Linked DNA regions of Homo sapiens: all the other regions are linked to region 1. A link is an interaction called in ENCODE POLR2A ChIA-PET data of the cell type or tissue named here. Cell type or tissue: K562. All regions are shown on one strand. Links, peaks and the distances in the headings refer to the core of each region. The heading gives the core; the rest is flanking DNA. Region 1 overlaps SNAI1 (snail family transcriptional repressor 1). Region 2 holds the start of PEDS1-UBE2V1 (PEDS1-UBE2V1 readthrough). Region 3 overlaps TRERNA1 (translation regulatory long non-coding RNA 1).

Region 1 (5,199 bases), core at 1,659-4,158:
CCACTCCTCTATGACACCAAAGACTTTTTAATATATAAATTAACTGCTTTATTGAATATCAATAAACTGTACATATAACTATACAAAACGTTTCCTTGATACAAAATGTTTGAAATATAAATACCAGTGTACCTTTAAAAATGTAAACATCTTCCTCCCAGGCCCACCTGTCGGGCCCCCAGAATAGTTCTGGGAGACACATCGGTCAGACCAGAGCACCCCACTTGGGCCCCCGACAAGTGACAGCCATTACTCACAGTCCCTTTTCAGACATTGTTAAATTGCCCGGGAAACAGGTGCCACCCCACCAAACAGGAGGCTGAAATAGCTGCCTGGGCTCGGGGCATCTCAGACTCTAGTCTGCCACCGCCTCCGCAGGCCCTGGGGCTGCACCTGGGGGTGGATTATTGCATAGTTAGTCACACCTCGTGGAGGGTGGCCTGAGGGTTCCTTGTGGGGGGGTGTGTGTGAGGGGAGTGGGGTCCCCTGAGTGGGGTGGGAGCTTCCCAGTGAGTCTGTCAGCCTTTGTCCTGTAGCTCAAAGCAGCTGTATCCAAACAGCTCTGGATACAAAAACCCACGCAGACAGGCCAGCTCAGGAATCCCCCAGGGCTGGGGGCCAGCTGCCCTCCCTCCACAGAAATGGCCATGGGAAGGCCTCTTCCAGAGCCCAGGCAGAGGACACAGAACCAGAAAATGGTCTTCATCAAAGTCCTGTGGGGCTGATGTGGCCAGAAGTGGGGCACTCAGGAGGGAATTCCATGGCAGTGAGAAGGATGTGGGGTCCTTCCTGCTGGAGCTGGGGAAGGCTGTCAGGCAGGGGCAGGTATGGAGAGGAAGAGGGAGCCTCGAGGGTCAGCGGGGACATCCTGAGCAGCCGGACTCTTGGTGCTTGTGGAGCAGGGACATTCGGGAGAAGGTCCGAGCACACGCCTGGCACTGGTACTTCTTGACATCTGAGTGGGTCTGGAGGTGGGCCCGCAGGTTGGAGCGGTCAGCGAAGGCACGGCTGCAGTGGGGACAGGAGAAGGGCTTCTCGCCTGGGGAGAGAACGCCAGAAAGGCCGAGTGAGCCGTGGGACAACGGCTGGCAGTGATGGGAATCCCTCCCCGCATACCCCAAACCCTGAAAGAATCCCATGATCCCAGGAAAGCCAGGCCTCCGTCAAACACACAGCCAGGGTCCAAAGGCCGGGACCTGACGGAGCTCTGCTGCTTCCCACTGTGCAACTCTGAGCAAGTTGTCTGGCTTCTCTGAGCCTCCATTTTCCCACCTGTAAAATGGGGCTATTCACCCCCCACTCATAGGGGTTGATAAGTGACAGAAGGTAGGGTACTCATCCACATCCCGCAGGGACGTGCGAAGTGGTCAACAATGACTCAACACCTTTACTGATTCATCCTACTGTCACTTGATCCTACTGTGGTCTCATTTCAGAGACAGTGAAACTGAGGCCCAGAAGTAGCATGTTCAGGTTCCCCTGGCAGGACCCCAAAGCCTCTGATTTCACCTACTGCCCTTACTGCCTTCAGTCAAGGGAGGACGTGACTGGTGTCCTTACCATCAGTCCTGGAGTCATTCCTTGATTTACTCTGTTGGGGGCCAAAGCCAGAGTCAGCCTTAAGAGGCTTCCCCACCCCCACCTCCAAGCTGGTTAGGCCACTCCTGGGGCCCGGCCAGCAGCCTGCTTTCCTCACCACCCCACCTCCTGCGCTGTAATCCCAAATCTCCTTGTCTGTTCTCCAATCAGGCTGAGTCCCATAAGGGCAAGGGCCTCCTTTGAGTCCCTTCTGAGCCCCAGCCCAGGGCCTGGGCCCCTTTCTATCACCCAAGAGGCTACGGAAACCTGTGGCCCTGACACACCATCTGCCTGGCCAAGGCTGTGTTGGGAAAAGTCTTGCACATGGAGCTGGGTGCCCAGTAAATCCTCAACAAGCCCTTAGAGAATAAATAAGTCTGTTTTAAAAATTAAAGAGGCCTCAGAGGAGTCTGCCCCCTCACTCATGCCTCATAACAATCCCTGCTCCAACCAAAAAGCTATATAGTTCCAAAAACACCAATAATGTTGATTTGTTTTTTTCTGGGGGATGCAGCATTTTCCAAATAAAAGGTCATAACAGTAACCCATTAAACAAAAATCTATTGAGGCTGGGTGTGGTGGCTCACGCTTGTAATCCCATCACTCTGGGAGGCCGAGTGAGGCAGGATTGCTTGAAGCCAGGAGTTTGAGACAAGCCTAGGCGATAAAGCAAGACCCTGTCTATAATTTTTTTTTTAATCTACTGAGCTCCTACTAAGTGCTAGACACTATTCCATAATACTGAATAGTCTTTTTAAAAAACATGCAATTCTCCAATCCCCTCACGCCCAGTCTGATATGCCCGCAAGGTCAGGGCCCGCCTGTGAAATCCCAGCGCTGGATGGAATTTAAGAGCTGAGAGTGAATTCATTCCATCACCTCCTGGGTGCCTAGGGTGCCACACTGAGCTACCAGGGTAGGAGAGAGTCCAGAGGATGGCTCCAATGGGACCCATGCATTCAATAGGGACTTATGGAGCGCCTGAGAGCTGGACTCAGTCTCATGGGGCAGAAATGGAAACTCGCCACTCCAAAGGGTGGGGGACATAGAGGATTGGGGGAGGGGTGCCTGAGCACTACTCCACTCTGCCATTACTCAGCAGCCTCCACACGCCACGCCTGAAGGGTTTGTTGATTGCATTCTAAGTCTTCATGTGAATGAGAAGGGTAAGTTCACCCTTGTGAACTAAGGGCTGACTCTGGAGATCTGGAAAAGGGGCTGGAGTCCATTTGTAAGACCAGAGTTAGGACAGCACCTCCCTTCCCTTCCCAGGGCTGTTGGTGAAGTCCTGAGCACTACCCTCCTGTACAGTAAGTGCCCAAAGTGTGATGAGACCTGAACCCAAACAAAAGGGGAAGGAGACATTCTAGGACATGATGGGCTGGGGGCGGGGGCTGTGTGCACACGCAGGAGGCACAGACCCCCACTCCTTGGATCCCTCGCCCCCCAGACGCCTTCATGGTACTCCTGGCAAGTGTGAAATCGGCACCAGGCCGGCGGGGACAAAGGGCGCCGAGGGGGGCACTGTACATGCGATATCCCCGGATTAAAGGGGCCTGCCATGCAGTGGGCCAGCAGCTGTGACTGGAACAGGTGCTGGGCACCGCTGCCCCATGCACCTGCTCCACCCCTCCCAGCCCCCACCCACTGGGCCCACCATTAAGGCACACAATGGGAGTCAATGAGGACCGCAATGATACATTTCAAGGGGATTTCTGTGTCTCAGCCATGCCTTTACATTAAAATAATGTCCAGATGGGAGGTGAGAGAGGCAGGCAGGACTGCAGCACCCTGAGGGGTTCAACTGTCCCAAAATAGAGCCCTGTGAGCTGGGCAGGCACCCAGGAGGCCAGGCAGTTGGACCTTTACATGTTAAAATCAGAGCAATTGGTGCACGAAGGAAGAGAAATGGGTAGCCTTAGTCGAATAAGATGCCAATAAAGCCCGCGAATTGCCAGTCCTCCCAGACACCTCACTAACCCTCACCGCTCAGAGGTCAGGCGCCAGGCCAGGAAATGGCAGAACCTGGCCAGCTTGAACCCTGTGGAATCTTCTCCCTCAACTGTCACTCTCCAAAGAGCAGCTCCAGGCACAGTGGCTGCCACCATTCAAGTTCTAAAAAGTTCTACCTTTTCTCCATGTCCAGAAAGTTTTTTACACATTTAGTAAATTTTCAAAAGACGTGATTGTGTTTTCTGCCCCAAAGATGCCGTTTCCTGGTCTGTGTGCTAGGATTCAGTGGGGGTGGGGAAGCCGACCTGAGAACCGTTCGGGTATAATAAATTACTATAAAGTGATTAGCCACCTTTACAGCCACTCTCTAAAACATATGCTATCATAGTTTTCCCCTAAGGCTCAGAGAGGTTAAGTTGCTTGCCCAAAGTCACACAGCAAGGAAGCAGAGCAAATGCCAAGGAACCATTTTTGTGAGAGTTTAGCAGGTACCGGCACTTTGCCAGGTGCTTCCCATATGCATTCCTGCATTTAGCCTGTATAGAAACCCCAAAAGCTGTTCTCATGCCCATCTGAAAGATAGAGAAAATGAGGCTCACAGAAGAGAAACATCAGCCTAAGTTTTGAGAAAGTTCTCAAAGAAGGATTCAGAGCCAGGCGGGGGGTCTGACAACATCCTGTCTGGCTAGGGAGGGGGCGGACCCGGGAGAGGGTGTGGCCGGGTGGGCCCCTTCACACCTGGCCCCCACAGCAAGGTGTTGGTTGCACCTTTCCCATATCCAGCTCCGACCCATTTGGCTGAGAAACAGGCTGCAGGGGATTGGGAAGGTGTCTGCTTTGCCCATCTGCTTAGCTGATGAAGAAAGTTTCTGCCAAACGTTTCCAGAGAGCCAGGCCCTGGAACTTGAGCTAGAAGTTAGAAGACTCGGGGCCTCAGTGTCCACAGCTTTGGGAATGAGAACAGCAAGCCCAGATTCACAAAAGCTGCCAGAGAGAGCAACGGTGGGGGCGCCTGGAGGGGCACGTACCAGTGTGGGTCCGGACATGGCCTTGTAGCAGCCAGGGCCTAGAGAAGGCCTTCCCGCAGGTTCCGCAGACGCAGGGCAGCGTGTGGCTTCGGATGTGCATCTTGAGGGCACCCAGGCTGAGGTATTCCTTGTTGCAGTATTTGCAGTTGAAGGCCTTTCGAGCCTGGAGATCCTTGGCCTCAGAGAGCTGGGCCAGCTGCTTGGGCACTTGGCCCAAGCCTGGGAAGGCAGCATAGGCCTCGGCCTCCAAGGAAGAGACTGAAGTAGAGGAGAAGGACGAAGGAGCCGGTGAGGGTGGGCTGGGGGGCTGGGAGCCTTTCCCACTGTCCTCATCTGACAGGGAGGTCAGCTCTGCCACCCTGGGACTCTCCTGGAGCCGAAGGGAGGCCCAGGCAATTGGCTGGGCTTGGGGCGCCAGGACAGAGTCCCAGATGAGCATTGGCAGCGAGGCGGTGGGGTTGAGGATCTCCGGAGGTGGGATGGCTGCCAGCAGGTGGGCCTGGTCGTAGGGCTGCTGGAAGGTAAACTCTGAGGGAGAAAAAGCAGAGTCAGGCGTTAATTAAATCATTCACTCAATCAACAAACATGAGCCCACCGCTGGCCAGGGGCTGGGTGGGGCCGATTCTCAATACATAATTAG
Region 2 (5,199 bases), core at 1,580-4,079, 170 kb before region 1:
ATTAGCCGGGCGCGGTGGCGGGCGCCTGTAGTCCCAGCTACTCGGGAGGCTGAGGCAGGAGAATGGCGTGAACCCGGGAAGCGGAGCTTGCAGTGAGCCGAGATTGCGCCACTGCAGTCCGCAGTCCGGCCTGGGCGACAGAGCGAGACTCCGTCTCAAAAAAAAAAAAAAAAAAAAAAAAAAGTCAGATCATGTCATTCCTCTACTCAAAACCCCACAGGGAAGGGACTTCCCAGCTCATTTTAAGTAACTGTCTCCCCCATATCCTTTAGGTCTTGGATCCAATGTCACCTTCTTAAACAGGACTTCCCTAACCTTCACCCCCACCTCCCAAGAAAGCAGGGATTCTGTCACATTCCCTGCTGTTTCCCTGGGACAGGTTGGTGTTTAATAAACATGTTCAGTGAATGAATGAAGGAATGAGTTATCTCAGGCAGTCTGTCCATCAACCATCTGGTGCTGGCCACTGTGAGGGTCTCTGGACAGCAGCAGTAACCAGCCACCCTACCCTGTTTGGAGGCTGTGGGATACGAGCAGAGAGCTTTAGAAGGTATTTACCTGAAATCTGACATCCAGCCCCCACCAAAGCCACCAACCGCGCCCCCCCCCCCCCGTCCGCCGCCCCCCACCCAAGCCTTAAGCTCCTGGGTTAAAAAATCCAACTGTTGGATTAACTGTGCTGTTAATACTGATGCAAAACCAGCCAGCTTCACCGGAATTCACCAGGACTTGGGTTGCAACCCATCCCTGCCACTGGAAGGTGGCTTTTCCTTCCTGGGAGCAGGTGTGGGAAAGAAACGGAGGGAGCATAGGCCTGGGTGGGGACAGTGGCTGTCTATGGTAGGAACACTCAGGAAACAGCCCTGGGGTGACTGGTAGTGCAGGAATCCAGGACTTAAACCCTCAGAGAACCTGGATTCTGGAAGGGGATCTTACCTTCCCTCTCTGCTCCCCCAGCACCTTTCAGGACCTTCCACAGCCTCTAGGGAGGCTCCTATGTGATCTCACTGTATGGATTTTTTTTTTTTTTGAGACCAAGTCTCACTCTTGTCACCCAGGTTGGAGTGCAGTGGCGCCATCTCGGCTCACTGCAACCTCCACCTCCCAGGTTCAAGTGATTCTCCTGCCTCAGCCTTCCAAGTATCTGGGATAAGTAGCTTGCCTAATTTTTGTATTTTTAGTAGAGACAAGGTTTTACCATGTTGTCCAGGCTGGTCTCAAACTCCTGGCCTTAGGTGATCCACTGGCCTCGGCCTCCCAAAGTGCTGGGATTACAGGCCTGAGCCACCGCGTCCAGCCTGTATGGAATTTTTTTTTTTTTTTTTTGAGACGGAGTCTCCCTCTGTCGCCCAGGCTGGAGTGCAGTGGCGCGATCTCGGCTCACTGCAAGCTCCGCCTCCCGGGTTCACGCCATTCTCCTGTCTCAGCCTCCCGAGTAGCTGGGACTACAGGCGCCCGCCACCGCGCCCAGCTAATTTTTTGTATTTTTAGTAGAGACGGGGTTTCACCGTGTTAGCCAGGATGGTCTCGATCTCCTGACCTCATGATCCGCCCGCCTTGGCCTCCCAAAGTGCTGGGATTACCGGCGTGAGCCACCGCGCCCGGCTGCCTGTATGGAATTTCTATGAGAAATTATTGCATACTTTGTTGTCGGTTAGACCTGGGGTAAATCCCTGCTGCTGTCATTTATCTGCCGAAGTATTAGACGCATCTGGCTGAGCCTTAATTCATTCATCAAGCATTTATTGAGCTTCTACCATGTTCCAGCCCCGATCCTGGCACGGGGGCCCTGCTGTAAACAAAGCTGTTCTCTGCCCTCAGGAGCTTGCTCTCTGATAGGAGAGACAGGGACTGCAAGCTCAATCCCCACCAGAAGCGCTGTGAAGACAAAACAGGGTGATGTCACAGTGACTGGAGGAGGGGGCACCTTTGAGCAGGGTGGTGGTGGTGGGGCTCTCTGAGGAGGCAATACCATTGGTGTTTAAGAGTCAAATAAATGTTGCTCGTCTAGCTCTTGGTCCAGCACCTGACAGATATTAAGCGCTCAGCAAATCTCATAGTGACCCTAGTTGTCATTTTCATTAGTTTACTGTCCTCGCCACCGGGAGAACATGAGCTGGGGAGGATGCGGGGCAGGCTCGACGTTTCTCCTCTTTGGGCGCACAGCACAGAGCTGGCACACAGCTGATGAACACATGGCACCCGAAACCTCTGCACACAGTAGGGCTTGATAAACCAGCCCACTCTCCATCGGCCTCGCTAGGGAGCATCGTACAGAGCACCCGCCAAATGCTTCCTGGCCTCGGCCCCAGCCCGGCGCCCTGCCCTCGCGTTCCTTGCACACAGTGGGCGCTTAACGCTGCCGGCTCAAGAAATGCCCATTTCTGGGCCCTGCCTCGGCCCATTGCATGGGCCCGTGAACCGAAGCCTAGCTGGGCGGCGACGCGCCGCGAGCTCCCAGTGGGCTGGAGCCGGGAGCCCTGCCGGGGCTGAGCTGGGAAGGCGGGCACGCGCCTCCGCCCCAAGCTTCCGCGCCCAGCTGCGTCCAGCTGCGTCCCAGCCTCCGGCTCGCGGCGGTTGGCTGCGGCTCAGCGACGTCCGATTGGCCTGCGCGGCTCCGGCGCGAGCCCCGATTGGCTGTGACGCGCGGCCGGGCGAGGACCCCGCCCGCGCCGCCGCCGCGCCCGGCGCTGGGCGGTCATTGGGCGGCGTGATCTCGCCGCGGTTCCGCGGCCCTGCCGCCGCCGCCGCCAGCAGAGCGCACCGGGCCGATCGGGCGAGTGGCCATGGCGGGCGCCGAGAACTGGCCGGGCCAGCAGCTGGAGCTGGACGAGGACGAGGCGTCTTGTTGCCGCTGGGGCGCGCAGCACGCCGGGGCCCGCGAGCTGGCTGCGCTCTACTCGCCAGGTAAGACCTCTGGGCCCCCCTCCAGGCCTGCGGTCACCAGCCCCGGCTGCGGACAGCGACCCCAGACTGGAGTCCCAACCTCGGGCCCAGATGCGGAACTCCAGCCCGGGTGTCTAACTTGCAAATAGCAAGTTCGGGGACCCCACCCCAGTGTCCCTTCCGAACCCAAGCCAGAACCTTGGCCCCGGGGTTTCCTGGCTGCAGAGACACTCCCCAGATCAAGAAATTACCATGAGCTCCCTGGGCGACAAACGGAGCTCCCATCGGACCCGCAGATACGGAATCCTAGCCCCGGGGCATTCTCGGTTGTGAAGAGTGCTCCTAGACTTAGAACCCCACCCCCTCATCCCCCCAGGACCCGGTCCAAGCCCAAAGCTGCCCTTCAGCTGTAAGCACTGCCCTCAGGCCCCTAAAAGTCACACCTCATCCTGGGTTCCCCAGATCTGGAATCTACATCCTAGTACCTCCTCTGTGCCCTAGCCCAGGCCCTGGGCTGCAAACAATGACCTCACCTCCCTAACCTGGGAATGTCAGCCCCTCTGCCCAGGGAACCCTAACTCAGGGGCTTCCAGCTGCACGGTACCCCCCACACCCTTCCCCCAAAACCCCATCCTAGTGATAGCTTCAGTGGCTACAGACCGATATCCTCTCCCCAACCCTCCAGTGGTGAGCATCAGTCCTTGCCCCATATTCCTGGATCCCAGGCAGTGAGGGGACTGAATGTACCCCACTGTAAGCTCCCCTGTACATAAGCCCCAACTCTAGCTCTTGCCCCTCCCTCACATCCATGTATTGGCCCCTTCCTTAGGACTTGGGACTGGAACCCCCATATTCCCCAGACCAGATCATAAGTTGGAGTTCACCTCTCCCTCTCTGTCCCTTTCCCTCAGGCCACGGTTTCTCCCTAGCTTCTTCCTGCTTTGCTCACTGTATATGCTCCAGCAAGCACCCCCCCTACACCCACTTTTGTGACTCCTACGTGAGCCCTAGGAATTTTACTGTTTGGCCTCAGGAGGGCCCTATATCCCCAGGAGTTAAGGAAGTGCCTTTGAGAACTCCTGGTTCAGGTGACTGGGAGGCACCTCTACCTGGGTGTCACCATGGAATGAAGCTTTGTTTGTCAAATATCCTGACATCCTTCCTTTTTCTGTGGGGCAGCCACCAAGCACCACATGCAGCCCTTGCCTGGAGTGGGCCTGGGGTCACTAGCACCTTAGCTTTCTGCCCTCACTGGCCTGGGTTCCATGCCGTCTCTTCCTTAAAAGGCGGCATGGCCACGGACCATTTGCATTTCCTCACTGGGTCCTAGACCACTCCATTCTCTGTATGTGATTTTTCACACCTGACTTGGGCACCTGGTCCATGCCGCTATGGTTTCTTCAGGCCTATACCCAAGACACCCAGCCTATGGACTTAAAACCTCCTGCTCTCCTGGGGGTAGGCCAGGGTTAACATCCTGACTCTGTTATTCAGCTGTATGACCTGGTCCAAGCCACTTTCCGTCTCTGTTTCCCCTTGGTTTCCTTGCAAGTTAAAGTTTATCTGCCCCTTCGTGTTAGGAAGTGGAAATGAGATCGTCCACTGGCATTCAGTAGGCACTCCCTGTTGTTGTGTGGGTTTTTTTGTTGTTTTTTGTTTTGTTTTGTTTTATTTGTTTTGAGATGGAGTCTCACTCTGTTGCCCAGGCTGGAGTGCAGTGGCGTGATCTCGGCTCACTGCAAGCTCCTCCTCCCGGGTTCACGCCATTCTCCTGCCTCAGCCTCCTGAGTAGCTGGGACTACAGGCGCCCGCCACCATGCCCGGCTAATTTTCTGTATTTTCAGTAGAGATGGGGTTTCACTGTGTTAGCCAGGGTGGTCTCGATCTCTTGACCTTGTGATCCGCCCACCTCGGCCTCCCACAGTGCTGGGATTACAGGCGTGAGCCACTGTGCCTGGCGCCTCCCTGTTGTTAACAGTAGTCTGACCTTTGCTGTGGGGGATCCGCCTCACCTCTCTGGTCCTCAAACTCCCCACCTGGGAATTGGGGATAAGGATTCAAGGGCCTCCCTCTTTAGTGTCCAGCTCTGCCTGCTCCTGTGAACCCTACCTACTTTCAGACAGCCCAAATCATTCCCAGGCATTCTGAGCCTCCCCAGGGATTGCTGTTTCCCCACTCCACCACGATCAATTGCATATTTGTCCATTTCTGGTTTCCCCAAGTGCCCTTCACTCTCTGAAGAACAGCCATGCCTGAATCAGAGTCTGCAGACAGCCTGGTGCCCCAAATCTGCAATCAAGGCCCTTTATCTCC
Region 3 (5,199 bases), core at 1,698-4,197, 52 kb before region 1:
TTTTCCACCAGGATGCCTGCTACTGTCACTGTTGTCATTAGATAATTAATGAACTATAATTAGAAATCATATCAATAAAATTTCACAGTCTAAGGCTGTTGAAATAGGTACCATCATTATCCTCATTTTAGAGCTAAGGACAGTTTTGGGCGGTAGGGGAGGTGCGGGTGTCACTGCCTGAGGTCACACCGTAGCAGGACTGGGATTCAAACCCCCAGACCTCCGGTTCCAGAGGCCAAGCTTTTGTCAAAGACATGCAGTGAAACAGGCTTCTCAGAGGTTCCAGCCAGTCTTCATTGCAAAACAAGAGGGAAAACCGAAGCCAGGACAGGCTCGGGGACCTGGCCCTGCCCCTGCCCCTGCCCCCAGTGCCTAGAGACCCCAAAGCAGCCTCTGCTGAGAGGCCCTTCCCAGGATCTCCCACAGGCCAGGGCTCTGGGCCCTGCAGGAAGTGGCCAGGGCTGGGACAGGCCTGCTGCTTTGATCAGCTTTACGAGCCAGGGCTGTTTACGGAGTCTCAGGCCCCCAGCCCCCTGCCACCCGGGGCTGTGTCTTGTCACCAGCACTTGGGATATTAGCAGTCCCAGGAGAGTCTGCTGGCCAGACGGGTCTTGGCCCCATTTCCTCCAGCCTGGCCCGCACCTTGCCTCTTAGCCTCAGCCTCCGGGGACAGGGAGGGGCAGGGGTAGGCTGAGAGGGTCCCCTCGGGCCAGATACCTCCTGGGCTGGGGTGCTCCCCGCACTTCCTCTGCAAGTGCAAATGCAAGCTCAGTCCTACCACAGGCCTTTGCCTGAAGCCTGCAGCCCACCCCCAGGTCTCCCCACCTGCTCCTCTTTTCTGCTTCTCCTCCTCGGGGCTTCAGGTCCCTCCTCAGAGAGCCCTCCTTGACCACACTGTGGAGTCACCCTCCAGCACAACTTCAATTTAATTCCTGGTGCCCGCATCACTGTCTGGAATTCTCTTGCTCATTCTTTATCCTTTGGATGTTCTGTCTTCTTCCCCAGTAAGGGAAACTTGTCTGTCCCACTCACTTTTGTGTCCCCAGCACCTAGCATGGTTCTGGCACACAGTAGGAGCTCAATAAGAGTGTGTTTTTGTTTTGGTTTTGAGACAGGTGCTCACACTGTTGCCCAGGCTGGAGTGCAGTGGCGCCATCTTGGATCACTGCAACCTCTGCCTCTGGGGTTCAAGCAATTCTCCTGCCTCAGCCTCCCAAATAGCTGGGACTATAGGGATATGCCACCATGCCTGCTAATTTCTTGTATTTTTAGTAGGGATGGGGTTTGCTGTGTTGCCCAGGCTGGTCTCGAACTCCTGGACTTACACGATCCTCCCACCTTGACCTCCCAAAGTGCTGGGATTACAGGCGTGAGCCATCGCGCCCGGCCTTTTCTAAATTAAGTGTTTCTTCAGTAAAAGAATGATGAACCCTTTCTGGGAGGGAGGCTGTGGGCAGACTGAGGCCCCAAATCATCAAAGCCCCCCATACCCCGCCCCATGCGTGTGCCTGGAAAATTCACTGGGGCACAGAGGGGAGTTTCAGCCCCACTTTGTGAATGAGGAAACAGGCTTAAAGAGGTGACTTGTCCAGTGTTCCCAGCCTGAAGGAGCAGGGCTGGGATTCTATCCTGGGTCTCTCTGCCCTAGACCCCAGAGTCTCTGTCCCCCAGTCCCATCCTTCCCATCTTCTACTTCCCCACCCCCCACTCCCTCATCCCACCCCCCACTCCCTCATCCCACCCCCCACTCCCTCATCCCACCCCACCCCTGGGGCCTGGCTCACGCCTATGTTGTCTCCTGACAAGAAGCTGCAGGGGACAGGTGTCCGACCAGCCAGGCCGGTTCCAGGGCACGCATAGGGGGGCACTTCCCCCCAGGGGCGATGCCGTGGGATGACCGTGGACACCTGCTCCCACACCTGCCCTGCCTCCTCACCCGCCTCCATTCAGGCCCTGTGATTCCCTCAATACCCACAGGGCCACAATGGACTGTTTTGTCCTCAGAGACACCAGGAGCCCTGCTCCAGCCCTCAGCTCCCTGCCCCACCCCCTCGGCTCCCTGCTGTGTGCTCTGTGACCTGGGGCAGGTGCACGTTTATTCTGGCCTGGGGAGGAGGCAGCAGCAAATGGGACTTGTTCAGCACAGACACCATTGACAGGGGCCTCTCCACTCATCCCTGCCAGCTGGGGAACTTCGGGGCTGGGAAGGTGAAGAGGGTGGCAGGGATGACAGTATATGGGCACCACTTGGGGCTGGCTGGTTCCCATTCTCATCGAATCTCTAGGTTTTCCAACAATCCTGGAGATAGTCACTGTGGTCATCCCTCAATCTAGCCGAGGAAATGGAAGTCCAGAAGCAGAGAGGGCAGAGCAACCGGGCACGGTGGCTCACCCCTGTAATCCCAGCAATTTGGGAAGTCGAGGTAGGATGATCTCTTGAGCCTAGGAGTTCCAGACCAGCCTGGACAATACAGTGAGACCCTGTCTCCAGAAAAAGAAAACAAAACAAAACAGAGAGGGCACAGGGCACTTGCCTAAGGTAACACAGCAAGCAGGATTTGAACCCAAGTTTGTGTGATTTCCCTATTCTTCCAACTTGTCTCCCCTCGGGCAGCTGATGTCACTAGAGACTTTGCCAGGCATTTAGCTATGCCCAAGTTCATTCAGAAGACTCCTGCAGCAGACACGGACTTGCCAAACACTGGGCTAGGTCTGGGGACACAGCATGAACGGGATGGACAGACCCAGTCTCAGGGAGCCCACTTTCCAGTGGGGAGACAGAGAAGAAACCAGCAAAGGAAGCAACCAGTGAGATCACATTAGATACGACCAGGACATGAAAGAAAACTTAACAGGGGGCTGAGCTGGGGGCGCTTTAGGGCTGCTGAGGGATCTCCGAAGAGATGAGGTTTGAGCTGAGACCTGAAGGAAGAGAAGGAGCCACCAGGAGAAGAGGAGAAAGGGCGTCCCAGGCAGCTGGACCTGTATAAGCAAAGGCCCTGGGGTGGAAGTGCGCCCAGTATGTCTGAGGAACAGCAAGAGATAGGGGCAGATTACTCAGGGCTCGGAGGGAAGGGGGAGGGAGAGAGGGAGTGTAAGGAGAAGGAGCGCTCACCCCGCAGAAGAAGATGGGCTGTTTTCTCATCTGAAAATGGTATTAAGCTGCTCCTAAGGCTGCAAAATGACACAGACCCCTAAAGAGAGTTGGAGCTGCCATTCCTGCCTGCTGTGGAGTCATCAGACTCCTTCCTTCTCTGGAGAGAACGTTCTCACCCATCTCCCTCCTCGATCTAAGAAGGGTCAGGCAGAGGAGACAGCTCAGAGCTGGAGGAGCTGGGATCTATGATCTTGGGTGAGGTTCCTCTGGGAACCTGTTTTTCTGTCTGTGAAATGGGCATGGCCCTGGCCCCCACCTCACAGGAGAGGGAGGTTGAGGGGTTTCAGAGCAGGAGCCTGGCACTCAGCAGGTGCTTGGTTCAAAAGAGCTCCCATCTCCCTCGTTGGAGGTGGAGTGGGGTAGGGCGTTGCTTAACCCAGTGCAAGCTCAAACCTGCTAGGCAGCTGGAACTCTGAGCTCAGGCCCTGTCCCACTCCAACAAGAAGGTTCTTAGCCCTAGGTCAGGCCCAAAGAGAGCCATCCTCTCTGCCTGCCTGCTGGGGTGAGTTGCCCCGTCTGAGATGAGTCCAGAAGCCACCTCCTCAGAAGCTTTAGTGCCCCTGAGATCTGAGGGGTGGAGGCTCCAGGGCCAGTCGTTACCCGAGGCAGAGCTTGACAGGGGCCCGAGAGAACCCAGATTCCCAGCCTCCAAACTGTTCCATCACACAGATAAGAAAACTGCAGCTCAGAGAGGGTGGGGAACTTGTCTAAGGTCACACAGCTGGAAGGGTAGGCAGTGTAGACCTGAACCCAGTCTGGCTGACTCTGGAACTTTTCCTACAGAGCCACAATCCTCCTCCACTCTTTCATTTCTTTGTCAAAACAACACAATGAGGTTGGTACTTAGAGTATGCCCATTGCATAGATGGGGAAACCAAAGCTTGGAGAGAAGTGACTTGTCTGAGGACCCAAAGGACTTTTGTAATTTATTCAACAAGTATTTATTAAGCATCTACTATATGCCAGGCCAAAATAGATGAGCAGGGACCAAAACAGATAAGCCCAGCGTTTATGGCCCTCACCGCCCCGTGGGAGTGACAGACATCGAACCATTCAGGAAGTGATATGCCCTGGGCTTTGCAGACAGGCCTGGGTTTGAACCCTGGTTGTCACTTGCTAGCTGTATGACCTTGGGCATATTACTTAACCTCTCTGTGCCTCAGTTTCCTCATGTATAAAATAGAAGATAATAATAACACCTACCTCATAGGGTTGTTCACGGTTCTTAGCCCAGGGTGAGTGTTCCCTAAAGCTATTATTTTCTGTCATCTCATTTTACAAATCTTTTTTTTGTTTGTTTTTGAGACAAGGTCCTCCTGGGTTCAAGCGATTCTCATATCTCAGCCTCCTGAGTAGCTGGGACTACAGGTGCCCACCACCACGCCTGGTTAATTTTTGTATTTTTAGTAGAGATGGGGTTTCACCATGCTTGCCAGGGTGGTCTCGAACTCCTGACCTCAAGTAATCCAACCGCCTCGGCTTCCTAAAGTGCTGGGATTACAGGCATAAGCCACCACGCCTGGCCTACAAATATTTTTTTAATTATTACTTTTTTAGAGGCAGAGTCTCACTCTCTCACCCAGGCTGGAGTGCAGTGGTGCCATCATAGCTTACTGCAGCCTTGAACTCAAGGGATCCTTCCCCATCAGCCTTCTGAGGAGCTGGCACTATGGGTGAGTGCCACCACACCCGGCTAAATGTTTTTGTTTGTTTTTTATTCTGGAGAGACAGGCTATGTTGCCTGGGCTTGGTCTCAAACTCCTGGCAGCAAGCAATCCTCCTGCCTTGGCCTCCCAAAGTGCTGGGAATATAGGCGTGAGCCACCATGCCTGGCCTATAGATCTTTATTGAGTGCCTGCTGTATACCAGACTCTGGTCTGGGAGCTGAGGACACAAGTGACTGAGATGACATAGTCACTGCCTTCATGCTTTCCAACCATCTAGTGTGAGCCCAGGTATCCTGACTTCAAGGCTAGCAGCCACAGAGCTACTTTCAGCCCCCTCCTCCAGGAAGGCTGCCATAATGACCCTGGCCTGCTGGG

Evidence for each region. ChIA-PET counts read pairs that join two places held together with the same protein. Peaks named below come from ENCODE experiments on the same cell type or tissue, not always from the same donor. Only the 100,000 strongest peaks of a DNase experiment are listed, where the experiment ranks them.
Region 2: POLR2A ChIA-PET joins it to region 1 with 12 read pairs; 14 of 35 experiments call an interaction of 5 or more read pairs at or near these places.
Region 3: POLR2A ChIA-PET joins it to region 1 with 14 read pairs; 18 of 35 experiments call an interaction of 5 or more read pairs at or near these places.

Annotation. Positions count from the first base shown.
Region 1 is chr20:49,983,712-49,988,910 of GRCh38, reverse strand. SNAI1 (snail family transcriptional repressor 1) reads right to left here. Exons shown (of 3, transcript NM_005985.4): 2 at 4,560-5,087; 3 at 25-1,039. The coding sequence ends at 855. Among named protein-coding and RNA genes, the nearest start is that of SNAI1, 3.3 kb to the right of the region's middle. In K562, for the core only: no CTCF peak of the experiment used is centred there; a DNase peak (open chromatin) is centred at 2,650; H3K4me3 peaks cover 119 bases.
Region 2 is chr20:50,151,225-50,156,423 of GRCh38, reverse strand. PEDS1-UBE2V1 (PEDS1-UBE2V1 readthrough) reads left to right here and starts at 2,701. Exons shown (of 8, transcript NM_199203.3): 1 at 2,701-2,907. The coding sequence starts at 2,787. It overlaps PEDS1 (plasmanylethanolamine desaturase 1), which reads left to right and starts at 2,701. Exons shown (of 6, transcript NM_199129.4): 1 at 2,701-2,907. The coding sequence starts at 2,787. RefSeq lists a silencer at 2,268-2,947. In K562, for the core only: a CTCF peak has its summit at 3,911 (motif pointing right); DNase peaks (open chromatin) are centred at 1,883, 2,613, 3,163 and 3,893; H3K4me3 peaks cover 1,948 bases.
Region 3 is chr20:50,035,616-50,040,814 of GRCh38, reverse strand. It overlaps TRERNA1 (translation regulatory long non-coding RNA 1), which reads left to right. Exons shown (of 2, transcript NR_051976.1): 2 at 1-108. Among named protein-coding and RNA genes, the nearest start is that of TRERNA1, 3.4 kb to the left of the region's middle. In K562, for the core only: no CTCF peak of the experiment used is centred there; DNase peaks (open chromatin) are centred at 3,054 and 4,181.